Regions from separate parts of the Homo sapiens genome. Here region 2 is linked to region 1. Evidence: chromatin contacts called from ENCODE Hi-C or POLR2A ChIA-PET data. All regions are on one chromosome and are shown on one strand. Each heading gives the region's core, a stretch centred on a gene start or an enhancer-like site at or near the end of the contact. The rest is flanking DNA. Distances are from core to core; before and after follow the strand shown.

Region 1 (2,937 bases), core at 163-2,662:
AGCCTCCCCAGTAGCTAGGATTACAGGCACCCACCACCACCCCCAGCTAACTTTTTATATTATTAGTAGAGACAGGGTTTCACCATGTTGGCTGGGCTGGTCTTGAACTCCTGACCTGAAGTGATCCACCCTCCTCAGGCTTCCAAAGTGCTGGGATTACAGGCATGAGCCATGGTGCCCGGCTATATTTCTAAGTTTATTTTGCTTCATATACCAGGAACCGTAGTTTGTTTCACATGTGGTCTTGAAAATAGTTTGTTCTGTTCTGATTATAAGTAACATGTGTTTATTGCTTTTTTTTAAAAAAGGGTAAATATCCAGGTGCAGTGGCATGTGCTTGTAGTCCCAGCTACTCAGGAGGCTGAGGCCGGAGGAAGCTTTTGAGCCCAGGCATTTGAGACTGTAGTGAGCTGTGATTGTTCCACTGCATTCTAACCTGGGTGATAGAGCAAGACCCTGTCTCAAAAATAAAATACAATTAAATTAAATTTAAAAATTAAAAAATTGATAAATATAGAAAAAATGTGAAAACCAAAGGGGAACGCCTCCCACTACCAGAGATCATTTCTATTTTCATTCTGGAGAATTTCCTTCTAGTTTTTTTTTAAAACGCATAAATATGGGAAATACACAATTATGGGAAATATACAACTTCCCATAATGAGTTAACACACCATTTACGATTTTGTGTCCTGCTAGTCTGTCATTATGTCATTAGCGTTTATCCCTTGCATAAAATGCTTCTCAGATTACTAAATGGCAACATACTATAATATTGAACTTTGTGGATATCCAACAATGATTTTAATCACTATTCTCTTACTATTTGTGTATTTTTTGTTTCCTTTCCTATTTTAATTATGATGCAGTGAATAGTTCTGTATGTAATTTTTGCACGCATTTCTGATTATGTTCATAGTAAATATACATTGTCTTAAACAAATGGTTAGGCTTAGATTTTCCTGGAATAACTCTGGAGCCATATACAAATGGGCAGCTGGACCTTTTTCTATAGAACTGTAAAAGACTTAAACCCACATAAAACTGGAGTATTTACACATCACACCTTAGAACTTGGAATATGTCAACATGCTAGCCTATTAGTTAACGCCATTCATAACGACCACTTGGAAATTCTTGGCTCTAACCTGAAGCTACGTGCTATGAAGGAACGCAGGCCTCGGTCTCCAGTTTGTGCCTTAACTGATCAGCATTCCTTAGTAAATTGTTCTCTGCGTAGTCCGATGATTACTATAGCTGCCTTCTTCATATCAATTGTGAGACACATGCAGGGGAATTTTCAGATTTACGATAGAGAGCTACCAATATTTCATCATCAGCACCACAACTGTCATACATATTAAAAACCTTTGATCTATTAAGTAAATATGCTCGGCACCCAGAGGCTCCTTTGGAAAGTACGGGAGTGGTAGGGACTGCCCTCCCCATTTCCATTGGTTCTCTTCTTCCAGTTCTTCGATTTCCCTGGCAAAATATTTACTTTAAGAGCTCAGGGTGTGGCATACTCACTTTACAACGGCATGTGTTCTTTGTGCCAGGAAAAAATAAAAAGTCCCTTGTGGTTAGTGAAGTAGAGGTGAGGACATAATCACAATAGCCGATAGCGCTGAGGCTCTTGTCACATTTTAGACTCATATTTATGAGAAGAAGATGTAGTTGCTTCCATAATATCCTAAGTAAATTCATCTCTATCTGATCTTTGTGAAAGGTGCAGGGAAATGGGTTTACTCGATCAGAGAGTTCTGGAAGGTTGTTTTGCAATCTCTCTCTTTTTTTGAGACGGAGTCTCACTCTGTCAGCTAGGCTGAAGTGCAATGGTGCAATCTTGGTTCACTGCAACCTCTGCCTCCCAAGTTCAAGGATTCTCCTGCCTCAGCCTCCCTAGTAGCTGGGATTCCAGGCGCACACCACCACACCAGGCTAATTTTTGCATTTTTAGTAGAGACGGTGTTTCACCATGTTGGCCACGCTGGTCTCAAACTCCTGATCTCAGGTGATCTGCCTGCCTTGGCCTCCCAAAGTGCTGGGATTGCAGGTGTGAGCCACACACCTGGCCTACAATCTCAAAACTATTAAATATACACATATTTTTTGACCCCAACATTTCATTTCTTGAAGTTATCTTAAGAAAGTAATTAGGAATATGTACAAAGATTCATCCATAGACTGTTCTTCATAGTACTATTTATAATAATTGAAAAATTAGAAACAACCTGGGGAATTCAACCATGAATAACCATACAATTGAAAACTGTACAACTGTTTTAAATGATGGCATAGGAAGTCATTTTTTAAAAGATGAACAGATGACTGTATTCATATCCTTAAATGAAAAGGCTAGGTTAATAAAATGTACTCTAAGATTCAATTTATGTTAAATATATGAACAGAAATGAGTCTAGAAGTTATTAAAAAATTAGCACTGTAATTCTCTAGATGGTGAGTCTATGACTAATCTTTGTGTTCCTCTTTTAACTTATTTATATATTTTATTTTTTCAACAGAGTATGTATCATGGTAATATTTTTTGAAGCACAGAAAAAGATTTAAAACTCTGTTCTTTCTGTATTGTGCCTCAAAGACTTTCTTCCACCTTCAAGAGAAGACAAAACAATAGAAGATTTATGTACTTAGATTGACATGCACATTTTGTCTTTGCGATAAAGTCTCTTTGCAAGGAAAAGACCAAACACCAAACATTACATTAAAACCACTACAAAAAATTGGGAGCAGATATGATTCTAGAGTTACAAATATGCTGCCTTCATGACATCATTCTTCCCATCTCAAAACAGTCATCCCACTCTCCTCAATGTAGTGCAGTTAGCCTCAGAATCTCAACCAAAACCTTTCATCAAAGATCGGCATCCATTTGCCATCTCAGGAAATTATCATACTAAAATCAATTAGAAATCT
Region 2 (2,714 bases), core at 29-2,528, 66 kb after region 1:
AGCCTGGTACAAAGTATGCATTCAATAAATGTTAATTATTATCATTGTTACCATTGCTAGCATGTTTGGTGTCATGGCAAGGAGTTCTCTCTCTCTCTCTCTCTTTCTCGGAGTCTCACTCTGTCACTCAGGCTGGAGTACAGTGGCGTGCAATCTTGGCTCACTGCTACCTCTTGCCTCCCAGGTTCAAGCGATGTTCCTGCCTCAGTCTCCCAAGTAGCTGGGATTATAGGCGCCCACCACCACACCCAGCTAATTTTTGTATTTTTAGTAGACATGGGGTTTCACCATGTTGCTCAGGCTGGTCTCAAACTCCTGATCTCAAGTGATCTGCCTGCCTCTACCTCCCAAAATGCTGGGGTTACAGGCGTGAGCCACCGCGCCCGGCCAAGTTATTTCAAAGATAAGTTTTAGGTAGCTAAAAGGAAAGAGTTTGCTCAATACTTAGGCTCTTTTGTCTGGCCTAGGCTCTGGGCTCCCTTCCTCCTTCCCTCCCTTCCTTCCTTCATTTCTTCCTTCCTTCCTTCCTTTTCTGAATATTTTGTTGTATTTATTGTTTATTTTATTATAAAAAGTTTTATTTTTATTATTTGTAAAAATTTTTGTGGGTACATAGTAGGTATATATATTGATAGGGTACATGAGATATTTTGACACAGCATGCAATGTGAAATAAGCACATTTCAGATGTCTCTGAGGATTGGAAAAAAAAAGCACATCATGGAGAATGGGTTATCCATCCCCTGAAGCATTTATCTTTTGAGTTACAAAAAACCCAATTACATTATTTAAGTTATTTTAAAATATACAATTAAGTTATTATTGACCTACGGAAAGAATGTAAATGCTCTTATAAAACAGGTGTACACTTCTGCCCCCTACTGGCAGTGAGCTATTTAGCAGATAAATAACCTTGACCTAATTGCAACAATCCCTCGATGTGGTATTTTATTTGGAATAGATGGTTAGACATATTTTGCATATCAACACGTATTCCAGAGTTAAACAATTTAGTTATAGAAGTGGTTAATTCCGTTACGATAATGTTCAACGAAAAAAGATTTTAGGTGCCTAGAAATTGGGTATACAGCCCACTGTATATATTTACATCATTTGTTTTATACAATAGCCCCATGAGGCAGATAGTATTATTATCCCCGTTTTGATTTGAGCAAATCGAGGTTCTAAAAGGGATCTGCTAGTAAGTGGAAGAACTGGCATTCAAACGTCAAGCTCCTCTGACTCACATTTGTGTCCTTTCCGGGCAGGCCATCAGGCCTCCCTAAAGAGGACGAACTCATCAGCAACATCAAAAGTCTGACTCTTGGCAGGTCTGATGTAATTACACATTGCACCATCTTTCCCTCACTTCATTTTCATTGAAAAGCAACTTGCAACCAAGTACACTAGAGGAGAGTATAAGCTCATGAGGGAGTGTGGAGAGGTGAAGGCTTTTTGTGAGCAGGGCTAGTCTAGGGGGAGCCTACAATGATCAGCTGCCCCCTGGGCACGTGTCCAGGGCTGGGTGGCCCACTGAGAAGTCTGGATAGCTCCCAAAGCCCTGCCAGTGAGTGGGGCAAAGGCTGGCCCTTGCTCAGCTTGGGTTTTCTGGCTGCGGGAATGCCCCCATTAGGCCTGGAGGTCCTGGCAGTGTGAAGGAACACCCTCTAACCCAGAGCTGATGCCTTTCCCTAATCTGCCCAAAGTCATGGCTTGTGCTAGCAGTGGCACCATATAAAGCATGGCAGGATGTCTTTACCTGTTTGCATGAAATTCACAAGCCTAGCCAGGGCCTTTTTCTCAGGCAAGGCAGAGGGCACCAGTGATCTGATTCCAGTCAATCCCCAGCACCACTACCATCAGCATATTTAGAGAATGACTCATTTAACTGGGTAGAAGGGAGAAGGAGGGAGACAATTAGTCACAGTTGGAGGTAGGAGGGCAGGAGAGAACTTCTTTGGAATTTTGGGATCCAAGAAGAGAGATAAATGACGCCGAGCTTCTTTGAGGTGATCCTGGAAATCCAGCAAGCCTCACAAAGCAGCTTTCATGCATTGCAGAAAGGAGTGGGCATTGAGTGGAAATGGCAGCCTGATGCAGGCTGGAGAGAGATGACTAATTTATCTGTCAAACTGGCAAGTTTAGGTATTTAGAAGTTCACTGGACCCCAGAGTGGGGCATGGAAGTCACCAAGAACTACAGGTTCTTTAAGGGACCCAGGGCCAAGAGGAGAGACTCCAGAAGTGGCACACAGCAGACTGTCCTCTGGGGGCTGAAACAGGGTGCAGTGACATTTCAGCAAGTTGCTGCAGTGAAGGTGGTAGGAGGCACCCTGACAAGCTGAGGAGGGCATTATAATGCAAGTGGGAGCATAGAACCAATGACAACCAAGGCTAATAATTTCAGACCTTTTCTCCATTAATCCGCAAAGGGCTATTGTATCAGATCCTTCAGGAGTTTAGAGTAAACCCTGTAAGAGGAAGAAAAATCAGACAAGTAACACCGAATAGAATGGAGTTTTCAACATGAATGAATGAACCATCACTAGGGTCCCGCGAGTTTACTTGAGAGTGGCCAGATGCAGTTGTTGGCATAGGGATTGGAGGCAGGCATTGTACGGTAGGGACATTTTGGAGTGTGTGATGTGAACTCCACATCCAGCACATACTGTTGCAGAAAATCAAATTGAGCATGTGGACAAGGTGTTCTTCACT

Evidence for each region. Hi-C counts contacts between places; a loop is a spot of excess contacts on that map. ChIA-PET counts read pairs that join two places held with the same protein, here RNA polymerase II (POLR2A). Pooled maps may share reads with other maps.
Region 2: a map of PC-3 shows a loop between it and region 1 (4-fold over the local background). The contact joins two enhancer-like sites. A Hi-C loop is called at or near these places in 10 of 168 maps with a recorded cell type or tissue (CD14-positive monocyte, CD4-positive, alpha-beta memory T cell, GM12878 and 5 more), 3 of 37 single-sample maps with no recorded cell type and 9 of 50 pooled maps. POLR2A ChIA-PET finds 5 or more read pairs at or near these places in 6 of 52 experiments (A673, CD8-positive, alpha-beta T cell, GM12878 and 2 more).

Annotation. Positions count from the first base shown.
Region 1 is chr2:227,795,104-227,798,040 of GRCh38, forward strand. No RefSeq gene overlaps it. Among named protein-coding and RNA genes, the nearest start is that of CCL20, 17 kb to the right of the region's middle. Within about 2 kb of position 1,413, at least 2 of the 41 ENCODE cell types and tissues checked have a DNase peak (open chromatin) inside an H3K27ac peak, as active enhancers do.
Region 2 is chr2:227,861,538-227,864,251 of GRCh38, forward strand. No RefSeq gene overlaps it. Among named protein-coding and RNA genes, the nearest start is that of DAW1, 8.7 kb to the right of the region's middle. Within about 2 kb of position 1,279, at least 8 of the 41 ENCODE cell types and tissues checked have a DNase peak (open chromatin) inside an H3K27ac peak, as active enhancers do.